Linked DNA regions of Mus musculus: regions 1 and 2 are each linked to region 3. Evidence: chromatin loops called from intact Hi-C (ENCODE). Cell type or tissue: left cerebral cortex. All regions are shown on one strand.

Region 1 (5,000 bases), 84 kb before region 3:
GTGACCCCAGAGCCAGCTCTCCCTGTTACTACAAGTGGCAAGGGGGTGAAGGTGAGGGCATCACCCCCTCACTCACACCATCTCACACCAAAAGAGCTGTGGGGCTGGTTTTCCCATGCTCCCCCTGTCAGGGCTGGTTCACCTGCACCCTCACCATCTGCTCTGCTGTGCTGTCCACGTGAGGTCCAGGGCCTGTTGTCTCCAGTGCTGCGGCTGGGGAGGGTCAGGGCTAGCTCTCCTGATGGCCAGCGGTGGCAATGGGTGGGTGGGAAGCGTCACCTTTGCGCCTGTGCAACCTCGTGGCAGGTGAGTGGTGGAGTCAGTTCTCTCAGATTCTCAGGGCTGTCTCACCCACATCCCTCCCCAGCAAGGCAACTTCCACTGTTCTGCCCGGGTGAAGCACAGAGCCCACTCTGCCTAGTGTCGCCAGCTGTGAGAGATGGCACCAGCTCTTCACAGTGCTACATCCAGTGAGGGGCAGGCCAGTTATGCACAGCCCTTGGACATCCAGGGACTGCCATGACCAGGGACACTCCCATGGTCTCTAGTGGTAATGTGAGCCATGCACATCGACACTGACCACTGCCTCTGCATAGCCATGCACTCAGACGTGGCCCTCAGACGCAGCTTGGGCTGGACTTCACCATGGCCCCAGATGGCGGGGCTGGTCGTTGACAGCAGGCTCCTCCTGTCTACCCTTGAGTCTCCAGTTCCACCTCTCTCCATAATGCTCAAGCTGCTCCACTTCTTTCTCTCGCCCATCTGACCACCACATACGTGCACACTGCGGTGGCTTTTGTTGCAGGATGGCCACATGGCTGGTGAGGCCCTGCGTGTCATCCTTCATTGGTGCTGTGTGGCATAGCAGCAAGCGGGTGTCTATGTTCCACATGTGCTGTGCACTAGAGGGGAGGTCTGTGGGTGGTATGGTGGTCCATAGGTCTCCGTCTGTCTTCCTCCTCCTGCACTGTGTTACCTGTATTCATGAGTCTGGGCTCCAGAAGCTGCCCTGCTCCTCAGGAATGCCAAGTTGTAGAAACTATGGGGCACTGTCTGTCTTCCATTCTTGGCACTGCTTGATCACACAGGTGTCCCAGGAATTGTCACTCTAGCTCTGTGACCTTGAAGAGGCTCCTCTGCCTCACAGAACGTCAGTATCTTCATCTATACAATGGGGGTCTCAAGGCTACTCTGAATGGGAGTTAAATGAGATAATACCCAGAGACTGACTCATGAGCAGAGGAGCCATCACTACTGTGATTGCCATGGTCATAGGTGTTATTGTTCTTCAGAGTTTGGTCAGGCATATTATAAAGCAAAGCAGCCAACCCACATTCTCCACTAACATTGGCTGCATAAGAAGCAGCCTTCCACAGATGCAGGAGCAAGGACCCTGTTCCGTGCAGATGCTCATGGCCGTGACAGCTGAGATGGCAGAAACCTCTTGTAGAAATGCTGTCTTTTGTCTGCTGTACATGCCCACCACCCATGCCCATAACCCGTTTCCTTTTGGCTGTCTTTGGATTTTTGAGCGCGCGCGCGTGTGTGTGTGTGTGTGTGTGTCTCATTATGTAGTTCAGGATGGCTTTGAACTTACTATGCAGTCCAGGCTCGTTTCAGACTCACAGTCTTCCTGCCTCAGCTTTCTGAGTTCTGGGATTACAGGAGTGTGGCATTCAGCTTTGGAGTACACCAGGGCTCCCAGCTGAGGGTGGGGAGAGGTGGCTCAGTTGGTAAAGTTGTGCATAGGTGTGAAGACCTGGGGTTGATCCCGAAACCTACACAAAGTTGGGTGTGGTGGTGTGTGCTGTGAACCCAGCCCTGGAGAGGCAGAGACAGCCCTGGGAGTCTCTCTCCAGCCAGCCTAGCCTAATCAGGCAAGCCCCAGGGCAAAAAGAGACCCAGTCTCAAAAAACAAGATAGTGGCACACACCTTAAATCCCAGCACTCGGGAGGCAGAGGCAGGTGGATCTCTGAGTTGAAGAGCCAGTAATGACTATGTAATGAGACCCAGTCACAAACAAACAAAACAAACAAAAACTCACAACAAAACATTGTGGGGTGGGGTGGGGTGGGGTGGCGTGCACTGAAAAAATGGCACGAATATCATGGGCCTCTACTGCCCAACGCTTATTCTCCCCACTGGCCATCCTCAGGACCCTTAGCAATCCCTTCTGCAAGCATTGAGAGCCCAGCTGGCTAGTCTGTGGACGATGGCCTGCCTGACTCCCGAGTGCCACCTTGTGGCCTGATGTGTGACTGCAGGGTTCATGTAGAAATTCTGGCTGGTCAGTCTTGGGGATTTAGAAGCTAAATAGAGGGAAATAGAGGAAGAAGAGAGTGGGATGGTGTCCACAGAGAGCCATGTGGGTGCTCTGTCACATGGGCACACTGCTCGTGCCAGATCAAGGCATGGATAATACATATTCTTCATCTAGGGAATGGGCACCGGCTTCATTTCTTCTCTGTTCCATTTGCGAGAGTAAACATTTCTTGGTTCTATATAGTAGTTCACAGTTCTATATAGTAGTTCACAGCTGACCTAATTTACTCTGCTGGTTTGGAGACAAGGACATCCAAGTTGTCCTTCCTTTCCTGTCTGACCCTGGCACCACTCAGAGTCTCCATTTTTGACTCTCAGACTCCAAGGTCATTGGGGTTTGCCCCACTGCCATGCCTCTTGTGGCTCCTGCTTCTGATCCTCAACTTGCTCTTCCATCTTCCTAGATATCCTTGTCGGTCTCTGTCTTGTCCATTCCTCTACGACCACTCTGGGATGCTCAGCCCAAGTGTTTTCTCTTCCAGGAGGGTTTCCCTGGAGTCCCAAGCCCTGGGGCGATCCCTCCCCACTTTGAGTCACTTATGTCTTTTGAGTGACTGCTCATGCTTGACCCAGGAGACCTGGGTCACAGAAGAAAGAAGATAGAGATGAAGGAAGGCTCAACCCCTCTCCCTCCAGCTCCAGCCAATTTCACAAGATCTCAAAGCAGTGAGTGGGGTCAAGGTCTGCTTGAGGACGCTGAGAAGCCATCAGCCTGCAGGACCGGGACCTTTGAGGAGAGCACTCCCCCTCCCCGTCTTACTCCCCAGTCCATGTCTTCATCTGGACGGGGTGGGGGTGGGGGTCGGGGGATGCAGGTGACAATGAGGCAGTGGATTAGCTCAGCCCCCACCCCCACATTTTTTAGTGACAGGATTTTAGACATTGCTCTAGGCTACAGGGTTGGCAGCCCACTGTTCTTGAAGAATAGAACATGGACGCCCCTCACCCCTCCCTCCATCGTCCCTCCTCCAGTTCCAGCTTGGAGCCCAGCCACCAAGGCTCTGTTTAGTCCTGCCTCCGGAGCTGTGCAGTTTGGACCATGTGACTTAGGTTTCCCGGAGTCTTGTGAGGCACGCTGAAGGTAGGAGATTCCCTACCTCCAGGTGTCTGGACTGACCTTGGAGGATCTTGTCCTAGGACCAGAAACAGTGGGCCTGGAAGAGCAGCTGAGTTTTCGGTGTGGGGGTGGGGTGGGATTGGCAAGGCTCAAATGTTGTGATTCAAGCTGCTTTCCTGTCTAGATTGTGTCCTCCCGTTTGCTTCATCATACTGAGCTATCACCTCCTCTCCTGGGCCTCGGTGTCCCTTCTGAAGCCCAGGACCCTGCCTTTTAGGTTACATACAAACGAAGAAAAGGCATCTCCGAAGTTGCTTAGCAGCCAGTTACCCAGCAGAGGTTGTGGAGAGGCAGTCCCCTAGGGGGCGCTGGTGCTCACCGGCAGAGTGAGAGGTCTCATGGTGGCTCTCAGGTGGTCCTGACAGCCACAGTTGAGGCTCTGTTGGGTTTTGTCCCCTGGCTGACCTGCCCATCAGTGCTCCAGGCAGGAGACCCCATGCTTGTCTTCTGGATCCTCAGGGGCCCAGCTGTGGTCTGTGTCACCTCATTTGGGGTCATCTCTGGTATGCTCAGCTCACATGCCTCAGACTAAAGACTGCCCCATCCCATCTTCGCCCTTTGTACACACAATGACCAGGGGGCCTAGATATTTCCTGAATACCTTGAGAGTCTGGACTTCTCTTGCTCACCACAGGTACCACCCTGGTCAAAGCTGCTGTCACCTCTCACCTCAGAGACCCAGCTGACCTCCCTGACCCCATTCAGTTCACCTAAGCTAATCATATATTTCTGCTCAGCAGAGTCCTTCTCCTGGCCCCGCCTTAGCTACCTTTCTGGTCGCATTCTGCCTCCTCCGAGGTTTATAAGCCTGGACCATCCTCAGACATCCTTCTCACCCCCGGGCTCTCTCCCCAGCTAGGTAACTTCAGATCTCAGCTGAATGGCTTCTTCTAGGAAGTCTTCCCTGATTCCCACCCCCATGAGACCAGCTGCCCCAGGACCAAGGCTCTATTACATGTCACCTGAACTACATCAGGTTTTCTACACCCTTGGAGGTGACCATCTCTTCCTTCATTCTCAGCCTGGTTGACACTGAAAGAAGCCCCCATAGGCAATGGCTGCCTCAATGAAGGGATGGGTGTTTTGGGTGATTGGACAGAGGGCACTGGACATGGATGACTGTGTTGGACTCAAGGCTGAGATGGCCAGGGCTGAGGCAAGGAGGGAAGGAGAGGGGATTGGTTATGAGGTAGAGTTGGGCAAGACCCAAACCCAGTGTCCATGACTTATCGCCCTGTCAGTCACAGGGCGGTCCAGTAGTGTCACGGGCAGCTCCCGCTTAGACCCAAGCCCCATCCCCAAGGAGGGGCCACACAGGAGTGTACAGGTTGTTTATTTACAAATATACCAACATCTTGTCTTTTTTTCTTGCTGTTTCCATTTTCTGCTTTTGTGGGAAGAGGCAGAAGGTGAGTGGAAGGCGGGGGTGGTGATGTGGAAACGCTAATAAATAATTTAACAATGACAAGTTATTAAATAAAATGTGTGTGGGGATGGCAGGCGGGCAGTCTGTACAAGGTAAACGGAAAGAATACGATGGGTGGCCTGGCCCCAGTCCAG
Region 2 (5,000 bases), 160 kb before region 3:
TACAAATACAGAGGCGGATGCTTGCAGCCAACCATTGAATTGAGCACAGGGTCCCAATAAAGGAGTTAGAGAAAGGACTGAAGGAGATGAAGGGGTTTGCAACCCCATAGGAAGAACAACAATATCAACCAACCAGACTCTCCAGAGTTCCCATGGACTAAGCTATCAACCAAGGAGTATGCATGGCTCCAGCTGCATATGTAGCAGAGGACAGCCTTGTTATGCATCAATGGGAGGAAAGGTCCTTGGTCGATAGGAAGGCTCAATAGATGCCCCAGTGTAGGGGAATCGAGGGCGGGGAGGCAGGAGTGGATGGGTGGGTGGAGGAACACTGACATAGAAGCAGGGGAAATAAGGATGGAATGGGGGTTTCTGGGAGGGGGGAACCGGGAAAGGGGATAGCATTTGAAATATAAGTAAAGAAAATATTCAATTAAAAAATTAACCACTGGAGCTGTTAGGTAAAGTTGTGAAGTTCTGAGATGTTGAAGTCATTTTGTTGCTTTGTAGAGAGGAGGCTACTAACATGATGGAAGGCGGAGCCAACAGGAGAACATGGGTTCCCTATTTGCGGTGAGTAGACATGTGCATTGTCTCTCACACAAGACATCATGGTGACAGGAACTTGAGGTGGCTGGTCACATTGCAGCTGCAGTCAGGAAGCAGAGGGGTATGTGGGTGGGATGGGGGAGGAACGCTGGGGCCCATTCTCCTTTTCATTCACAATGGGACCCCAGCCCATTGCTGGTGCCACTAATATTCAAAGTGGGTCTTCTCACCTCTATTAGCCAACCTAAAGAAGCTCTCCCAAAAAGACCAGAGCTTTGTGTCCTAAGTGATTTTAAATCCTACCAAATTGACATCAGTATCAACCACCACAGGGAGAATTCTAGATTCTGAGGCAAATGGTCCAAGTGGGACCAGCCCAGGACCTCCTGCCAAGGTGGGCCCTTCCTCCTTCTCATGCTTGAATGCCAAGCCAGCTCTTTCTATTTTTGGTTTCTGGAAGTTGCCTTCTTCATAGGACCCTTTCACCTGTGACCTCTGCTTAGGGTGACCTTCTGTCTTCACCTGAGCTGCTCCTGGTCGTTCTGGGGGACCCCGTGGGGATATTTCTTCTTCTGGGAAATTTCTTTGGCCTCTCCTTGATTACTAGGGCTGTCCCAGAGCCCTTCCATACATTCTAAGACAGCGATGGGCCTCCTGTGCACTAGGCCTATACACTGGTGAGTGAGTGGGCATGCTCTTTGCCTTCTACTAAGTTCCATCTTAGCTAGTGAGGTGATGAATACAAATCTTGAGAAACTGAAAGCAGTCGTTGCAACTGGCTATAATAAATTCATCAGGGAAACAAAACAAGGGCACACATGGAGCCTCACAGAGTGGGTGGGTGGATTTTAGATCTGGTGACCACAACCAAAAGGAGCACACTCTAGGCGGAGGGAACAGCCCCTGGAAAGAACCGAAGTTCAGAAAGAGCTTGGTGTATCTGAGGAACAGGGAGGCCCCTGTAGGATAGAGCATGGAGAGATGAAGAGGAAGGGATGCCAAGTGAGTCTGTTAAGACTCTTGCTTTGGGGCTGGAGAGATGGCTCAGCAGTTAAGAGCACTGACTGCTCTTCCGAAGGTCCTGAGTTCAAATCCCAGCAACCACATGGTGACTCAAAACCATCCATAGTAAGATCTCTGGAGTGTTGGAAGACAGCTTCAGTGTAATTACATATAATAATATAAAAAAGACTCCTGATTCATCTAGACGGGGTTTTCTCTCATTTGTACAACCTCAGTGAGGTCAATGGATGTACATCATCATGTAAGCCAAGGCTCCTCACAGTGAACTGAAGGATAGATGCCATGATGGATAGCCGCCATGGTTATTGCTTTGTGTTGGGTCCTTCAGAGTCCAGCGTGCTATTTCTCTCTCGATGCTGGGGAATGACCAAGTGTGCAATTGAGCACTCAGCATCAGGCCGGGTTTTCCTTGCTTTCCCTCTTTTAACCCTTTGCTTAGAACTCAAGAGTTAGTTACTAGCCGGCCTCTGGCAGAGCTGCAGTTTAGAATACAGCCAGCAGATGGCACTGGAGGCTAAGGGAAGCCGCCCCTCCCTCCGGCCTGTCTGTCTGATCTTGGCTCTCTTTCCCTCTTTGGCTTGAAGAGATCTTAGCTCCTTGATTGCCATTGCTACGGGGACCTGCAATCCAGCCCTAGGAAGCCTCTTGGAGACGCAAACCCTTCAGAGAGAAATAGACAAAGACCCCAAGAGCCTGCTGCGGTTCCTGAATGCCACTCAAACCATTTGACCTCTATTCTGTGTCCTCCCTTCCAGGAAATGACCAAGTAGAGTGAGAGGGTCTCAGGCAAGAGGGAGATTCTCCTAGGAAGAGCCACTCCATCTGTTAGGGAGCAACTATGAAACCTCTTACAGCAGGCTGCGACCTCCCTGTCCATCCTGTGTAAAATATGAAATAAGAGTTTTAATTACCGAGCTTGGAAGGCAGCCGACATGTTTAATATTTAATGTCTCCAATGCCTGTGCCCCAGGCGTGCCGGCACTGACACAATCGGGGTTTCCCTTGGGTTGGTTCTGAATGTACTTGGAGAACAGCCAGGCAGCCGCCTTCCCCAACACCTGGGAACCTCCTGTAGCCCAGCCTGGGCCCAGGCCTGCCCTGAGCCTCCCACCCCCTGAGGGATTCCTGACAGGAAGGCCCAGTGAGGCCTGTTTTTCCATCCCAGGGTGGACATCAGGCCCCGGAGCCCCTACAAACTACCCAGTTAGTACCGGACCTAGCCCAGGGTCCTGGCAGAAAAGTCAGAGTCAGAGGAAGATGGAACCACAGGAAGGGGCCTAGGCAGACGAGCCCGAGTTTAAGGTCTGCTTTTCTGCAAGACATTTAGCCTTTTCTCTGGGTGTCACTTTTATTATTCATAAACTGGAGAGTGTATTTCCTGCGTTCCGGGTTGTTAATGTGCCGCTATTTTTGAGGTTTAGCTTGTGTCAGAGCCCTGCTAAGCACTTCTCATGCACCATGTCTTCCTCAGTACAACAGCCCTTTGAAGTGGCTAAGCTGGAACTTGGGCACAAGGCCTCCCGATTCCAGAGCTTGTGTCTCCGAGGGCTTTGTGCAGAAGAGCTTTGCGGGTTTGGAGAAATGTGAGCTACCCAGTTCCAGACCCTGTGCAGTAGCACCCTTCTGTTTGCTAGGCAGTAGGAACTCAGGGGCAGCACCCCAAACTAAGTCACTCATACCGTGATCGTGTACCCCACGTCCCATTCCTACGCAGAGGCAGGAGGCACCCGAGCTGTATTTGATTAGTTGATTGGCATTGTCAAAATAGTTGAATTCCCCAGGCATGGTGGTGCATGCCTTTAATCTCAACACTTGAGAAGCAAAGGCAGATGGATTTCTAGTTCCAGGCCAGCCTGATCTACACAGTAAGGCCCTTTTGTTTTGTTTTGTTTAATGTTTTTAAATTTTTTTCTTTTTTGAGATAGGGTTTCTCCACGTAGCCCAGGGTGTCCTGGAACTAACTCTGTAGATCAGGATGACCTCAAACTCACAGAGATCCACCTTCCTTTGACTCCGGAATGCTGGGTCTAAAGGTGTGCACTACCACCAATTGGCTGGCCCTGTCTTTCTTCCTTTCTTTCTTCCTTCCTTCCTTTCTTTCTTTCTTTCTTTCTTTCTTTCTTTCTTTCTTTCTTTCTTTCTTTCTTTTAAAGAATTCTTGCCAGACGTGGTGGTGCACGCCTTTAATCCCAGCACTCGGGAGGCAGAGGCAGGCGGATTTCTGAGTTCGAGGCCAGCCTGGTCTACAAAGTGAGTTCCAGGACAGCCTGGGCTATACAGAGAAACCTTGTCTCGAAAAAAATAAAAAAGATTGGCTTTAGACACCGGTGTGTCATTTCTTGTCTTGTTAACTGTCACTGGCTAGTGTCTTGGGTTGCCCACATCCCTAACCAAGCATAGCACGCAGTTTGACAGCAAGGGCTGATGTGTGAGAGGCATGTCCGAGCCATTCATCAGAAAGATGCCATGACACACAGCCGCTTCATCAACTCTGCAGCATCCAAGAGGGACAGCTGGGAAAGAGCCTCATGTTCTAACTTCAAGATGGCCGGAGGACACAAGAAACGCAGCCACTGTTGAGAGTGGGATGCGCACCCAAGATCAGGTCTCGAGTAGATGTGTAAGAACATTTGTCCAATGATTTTCCTCAAAGCATTGCCCAGTGCTGAGGGGTGTGGAATTAACAAAGTTGCCATAGTGATTATTCAGGTTCCTCCTCGTATTACATGAACCATTTTCCTCTGAAGAATACCGCCGTGCAGGCGGGTGACGTCGCGCAGTCAGAAAAGGTGCGTGTGAAGCCTGGTGGTCTGAGTTAGAACCCTGAGCCCACGTGGTGGAAAGGAAGCCCCGCCTCCCTCAGTATGCTCTTTGGCCTTCATATGCACACTATGGCGTATAGGTGGACACATTCACACAAATATATGCATGCAACAAAAGTGTTACATTGGAAATTACGCAACGAAACCTCTAAAGGATGGATTAGCCATGTGTGGCATATACAACTGATGCGACATTACGTAGCTTAGGCTATGTGGCACGGCCCTGTTCCACAACAACAGAAAACAAGGAAAAACAAAACATGAGGGGAGGTTAGTTGCACAGCCTCACCACTTTGAAATTCTGTGGTCCAGACCTTCCCCTGCACCTTTCCTTCAAGTCCGAGTATGGAAAGTGCGTTTCTCCAGCGTGGTCTGGAGGTGGCGCTATTGCAGTTGGTCCATGACTGAGGCAATAGCCTGTGAGGTCAGGGTTGGAGGAGGACATTTTGAGGGTACTGGCAGGTCCTCTGTGGTCTGGGAAGGCCTGCTCACCAGCTCTTGGGACAGTGAAGAGCCCGGGAAGGAAGGCAACAGCTGTGTGTGGGGAGAATATCGCTAGAGGCTCATCGTGTATTTTCCATCTGTTCCCGTCTCCAGGACGCCAGC
Region 3 (5,000 bases):
GGGCCCGGGGCGAAGGGCGTGCTCCTCCATCTTGATGCCGTCCAACATCTTGATGCCGTCCAACATCTTGGCGCAGTCCGTCTGCCCGCGAGGGAAGCACCTCTCCAGCGACTCGGGACCTGTTGCTATATCCATGGGACGCCCGGCGCGCTGCGGACCCCGCCGGCTGGGCCGCTCACCCTCCGGCCCGTCCGCCCGCTCCGCTGCAGCCGGGGAGGCGCGGCGCCCGCGGGGTCGGGGCCGCCCGCTGCCCCGGGGCGAGCGTGGAGCGGCGGCGCGCTGGCCCCGGGCCCCGGCGTCGTGCGGGAGGGCCCGGGCGGCTGGCAGCCCCGCGCGCCGCTCTCTACCGGCTACTCGCAGCCACGCGCACTCGCTGCTCGCCTGTCACCTGCTTGTCAGCCCCGGGTCCCGGCTGCAGCAGCGGGCGGCACGCGGAGCCGCCCGGAGGAGTAGGAGGAGGCGGCGGCGGCGGCGGCGGGCGGGGGAGGGGGCGGGGGTGCAGGGGCGGCCCCGCGGGCTGGGGGGGCGCGGGCGTCGCAGCAGGGTCCCGGGCGGGGCGCAGCAGGCCGCGGGGCTCCAGGCGCGCTCCCCGCACTACTCCAGTGCCATGGTGCGCCCGAGGAGCCGCTCGGTTTAGAGCTGGGGCTGGCGGCGGAGGGATACTCCGGCCCCGAGCCGCCTCACCCCTCCTCAAACTTCCTGACATTTGAACTCATTGGTGCGCCTCGTATCACTGCGCCGGGATGAGCCGGCTGCTCCACGTCAAATAGTGCCGTCGCCTCCCCCCCTCCCTGCGGGAGGGCTCCCTTAGCCCCCGTCCTGCACCCCGTGCCGCGCCCTGAATCCAGGCGACCATCCTGTCCACCATTGGCAGAAGTTTGGTTAGCCATCGAAACAAATCCTGTGCCCCACCCCTCTTGAAAAATTGATTTGGGAGTTGGGGAAATCAGGCTTTCTTTTTTTTCTTTCTTGCCTTTTTTATTATTAATATTTTTGTTGTTTTTTTTTTAAGCTCCAGCGCTCAGAGGAGTGGCCCCAAGCGAGGCCAGACTGTGAGGACGGCGGGGAACGCAGCGACTTCTCCAGGGGACAGCGCCAGGCGGGAGCGGCTGGCCCAAACCCGGACTCGTAGTCTAAGGTAGGTCGCAGGGTCTGAGTTGGTGTCCCCTCGGGAGGCGGGGCCTGCACCGGACAGCCTGGTGTGCTGAGAGGGCTCCTAGGGTCGAGGGATGGGGAACATCAAATGTAAGCAAGAACCGCTGGCCCCGGACTCGCCAAAGGGAACCCTGACCTGGGGAGGGGGTGTAAGGGCTGTAGTTTGAGTAAGTAGTCCCAAAAAGCCCAGGCCTGGCAGAAATAGGGCGGGGGAATGAGTTGAGGGGGCTCTCATAGCCAGAATGGGAGATCTTGGGTGAAAGAGGACGGTCAGGCCCGGGTTGAGACCAAGAGAGTGTTAAGAGGGTCAACAGGGCTCGGAAAGATATCTTGTTCCCGGCCGGGGTCAGTGGGCGAAGGCTGGGCCTCCCAAGGCTTGGAGTATGAGGGGCAGGTAAGAAGTGGTGTCCTCAAGATCTAGGGGTGGAGGCCTGGAACGGCATGGGTACAGTCGTTCTAAGGAAATCTGTGTGACCTCTGAAATCGGTGCCCTTTCATTGTGGCTAAGGGACCTGGCCAGGGTTAGAGACTGAGCGCTGGCCACCCTTGGCAAAGTGGGCCTCGACAGCGGGCAACGCAAGGCCAGCGGCACGCAGCTGGAGACTCCTGGGTGCATCCGGCCAGACATCCGCGAGAAAACTAGAAGACGTCGCATCGGGAAACAGGGTACCTTCGGCCCCACCACTCCCGCGCGGGTTTCGTCCTGGAATAGCAGGAGGGATGGTGCGGTCCCAGGGCAGGAGTTAACAGCCCCTGCGAGCTGCTGCTGGGCGGCCCTGGCCCCTCCGGCTGTGGAGCAGCGGCGCGAAGCCGGGAGGGGATGGAGGGCTCGGAGGGCGGGTCCCCTGACCCCGCTAGAGGCGAGAGGGCGGATCAGATTTGGAGCCTGAGGGAGGCTTGGTCAGAAGTGGCCCCCTGTGCTGGGGGGGCCCCCCGGAGGGGCCCGGCTTTGTGGAGGATTAGCGGTCACCGCCCCACCCCAGTACCTGCGTGTGTGTCGGTGGGTATCGGAGTGTGTCTGTGTGTGTCCGCGCTCCCGCCTCGCGGAAGCTATTGAGAACGTGTGCACCCGTATTCCTGTGCACATACATTTTGTGTTTGTGTGTCCTTACGTCTTTCCAGGCAATGAGTGTGTGTGTTTTCGGTACACGTCTCTCGTGCTTCTATGTCATGTTTTTTACACGTCTTTGTGTGTGTCCTCGTGAAGGTGTAGATAGTGAAGATGTCTACGCCTTTGTATGCGCCTCGGCCCCTTTAGCGAATCTGGTAGATTTTTCTCTATAAGTGTGTCTCTGAGTTACCTTTGTGTTTCTGTTTGCCCCGGAGCTCCTGAATTGTTCTGTGTCGCCCAGGGGTTTTTGTGTTTGTGGCTTTGTGTTCTGTGTATTTCTCGGCGCCTTTGTGTATCCAGGAGCATGGGTATGTGGATGTAGAGTTTTCTTCACCCACCCTTCGTCCTTGTTTTTACCCAGTGTGAAAAATCTAAGGCCTTGAGCCCTGAGGTTGGGCAGAGGCCTGGGCCTGGATCTGGACCGCCTTCTCTGGGTATCTGGGCCCTGGCGCGTTACTGCGGGAAGAAGCCGAGCGGGTAAAGGCTGGGGCGTGCAGAGCCGGGAGGCACCGAACCGCTCGCAGAAGCAGCGGCCCAACCGGGTGCACTCCGCCCTCTGCTGGCCATAGTGTGTCTCTGCAACCACTGCTGGGCACCGAAAGCCCTGGTTCCAGGCCCGGAGCTTCGCCATCTCCTTCAGGCTGAGTCGAAAGAATCTTCTCTGTCTCAAACCTTAAAGACGAACCTCGGACTCTAAGCAATCGCACAGTGTTTCACCCCCATCTTCACCCTCCCATTTCCCCCACGCTCCCTGTGCCTGTCCATTTCTACCCCATTCCTCTCCGTTTTTCTTTGGCTGAATGGTGGCCCCTGTGGCCCGGCTTCAGAGGTTTCCCTGATCCTCTGGCTGGCATCTAAGACCGGGTCTGGACCTTTGACTGTGTTTGCTGCGCGTTCTGCAGTGCTTGAAGCCAGGTCTCAGCACCGAGGGCACACCTGTAGCCCCCCCCCCATTTGATGCATGGCTGGTGTGTTTTCCAAGGCTCAGAGTTTTGGGGGCCTCTCCCTGCGCAGCCCGGCCCACTCGGGTCAGGCTGCCGAAACTGTCGGCAACTGAGTCCAGAGTTCCCTGGGTGAACAGTGGCACCAAGATTGTCTCTAGTCCGATTGAGGACGATGCTCCGTTCACAGATGCCTGTTTCCTTCTGTCCGTTCTCCTCTACCCGTAGGCCTTCTTTGTCCTTACTTTTCAACCCCGAATTGACTAGACCCGGTCTTCACATTGCCCCACATAATCGTCCATGTGTCTCCGAGGCATTCTTAGGGTTCTTGGTCTCCCATCCTTTGCCTCTAAGGAAGAACAATACGACTGGACAGGAGAACACCGGCCTAGGCCTAGACCCACTTCTCTCCGCGGGCCTCAAGCTCCTGGCTTCGCCCGTCTCTTCTGTACAAGCGGATGCCCACCCCTGGCTCTGAGACTCACAACGCAGGTGGCCTATCTCTTCCGCGCCGTCCAACGCGGGATGCTTGCGGCCTCCGACGTCTGCTGCAGAATCCGCTCGGGACTGTTTCCACCTGAGAAAGAGAGTTGCCAGCGACTGCTGGAATCGCAAGAAACAAAACAGGGAGAGATCCGGGCTCTTCTTATCCCAGAGGCGTGCAGCTCCTGAGCCCTGACTTGGTCTCTGGCTCTTCTCCTTTAGGACCTTGCAACCTCACTCGGTAGCGACCCATCTTGTGAGAGCGGGGGAGCGGTGTGAGGGGAAGGGCTATACCAGCGAAAACCCAACCGTTTGGTGCTTCTGACCAGAGTCCGGGAGAGAGAGGACCCTTCCTCCAGGTTTAGAACCACCGGCTGCAGTGTCAGATCCCAGCAGGAGGAGGACCACAGCCTTGGATTCATCAGCAAGGAGGCTATCAGAAGCATCGCACCGGCCTTCCTGCTCTGCCTCAAGAACCGAAGCCATGGAACACCTAGGCTCACCCCATGCTGCCCCTGGCTAATGGCATCTCAAGATCTACGAGGCTCTGCCGCGCAGAATCAAAGCTGTCCCAAAACTGTGGGCCAAGTCGGGAGCTGCTCCTCGGGGAAACTCAGTCTATCCCAGACCCTCAGTGATGAAGAACCCGAAGACCACGGAAATGGAGCAAGGGCGCGCCCAAGACTCAGCAGAGGTCGATCACTAGCAATCCAACTCCCGAGCATCCAGGTACCCCTCTGAGCATTCTAGCTGGTCTTCACCCCACACACGAGTCAAAGCATTGGACGACCACTTTCTACTACCTAAGGAAGGGCGTCTGAAGTCTCCCTGTGCTGGTGGAAGTTCTCCAGAGAGGCGAGACTAGAGAGGGGTTTCTGGGGTACTTATTCTCCACTGGGGGCTTTTGAGGCTGATGAGAGAGGGGTGTCAGGGTTTGCTGGTGGCTGGTGAGTGTTAGGATGCCTAGAGCCAGAAGATGAACATCCGCAGCCAGATCCCTCAGCCCTCCAACAACCCCCACTCTGGCCATTACTCTGGACCATCAGGCATGGACTTGCTCCACTTGTGGGGAAATCAGGCTCTCTCAGATCCAAAGGCTGCCGGCAGCTCTTAGGAAGGTTCAGAGAAGGCCCTCCCAGGACTGGTGGCCCAGAACTGAGGTCTCCTACTGGCTACACAATGGTTAGGAACAGGAGAAGGGCAGGTGTCAGGAAGCATCCCTGTCTGTCTCAGGGTCTGGTTAGGAGACACCAGGGTAAAAGACCTGCTGCGCCTTTGTACTTCAAGGTCCCTGTCTGTGCAATGGGCAT

The links. Hi-C counts contacts between places; a loop is a spot of excess contacts. Peaks named below come from ENCODE experiments on the same cell type or tissue, not always from the same donor. Only the 100,000 strongest peaks of a DNase experiment are listed, where the experiment ranks them.
Region 1: a loop joins it to region 3, with 6 times the contacts of the local background. A loop is called at or near these places in 14 of 42 quality-filtered maps.
Region 2: it touches region 3 in a loop (11-fold over the local background); 22 of 42 quality-filtered maps call a loop at or near these places.

What each region holds. Positions count from the first base shown.
Region 1 is chr2:33,556,209-33,561,208 of GRCm38, forward strand. It overlaps Lmx1b (LIM homeobox transcription factor 1 beta), which reads right to left. Exons shown (of 8, transcript NM_010725.3): 8 at 4,757-5,000. Among named protein-coding and RNA genes, the nearest start is that of Gm39789, 3.2 kb to the left of the region's middle. In left cerebral cortex, CTCF peaks have their summits at 2,254 (motif pointing left) and 3,748 (motif pointing right); DNase peaks (open chromatin) are centred at 2,245, 3,353 and 3,742; H3K4me3 peaks cover 215 bases; H3K27ac peaks cover 559 bases.
Region 2 is chr2:33,484,969-33,489,968 of GRCm38, forward strand. Gm13530 (a long non-coding RNA gene) reads left to right here and starts at 4,789. Exons shown (of 3, transcript XR_374260.2): 1 at 4,789-5,000. In left cerebral cortex, CTCF peaks have their summits at 2,067 (motif pointing right) and 4,759 (motif pointing right); DNase peaks (open chromatin) are centred at 2,087 and 4,936; H3K4me3 peaks cover 193 bases.
Region 3 is chr2:33,640,464-33,645,463 of GRCm38, forward strand. It overlaps Lmx1b (LIM homeobox transcription factor 1 beta), which reads right to left and starts at 635. Exons shown (of 8, transcript NM_010725.3): 1 at 1-635. The coding sequence starts at 135. Gm39790 (a long non-coding RNA gene) reads left to right here. Exons shown (of 3, transcript XR_866136.3): 3 at 1-8. It overlaps C130021I20Rik (Riken cDNA C130021I20 gene), which reads left to right and starts at 730. Exons shown (of 3, transcript NR_046275.1): 1 at 730-881; 2 at 1,013-1,138; 3 at 1,664-5,000. In left cerebral cortex, a CTCF peak has its summit at 2,829 (motif pointing left); a DNase peak (open chromatin) is centred at 2,809.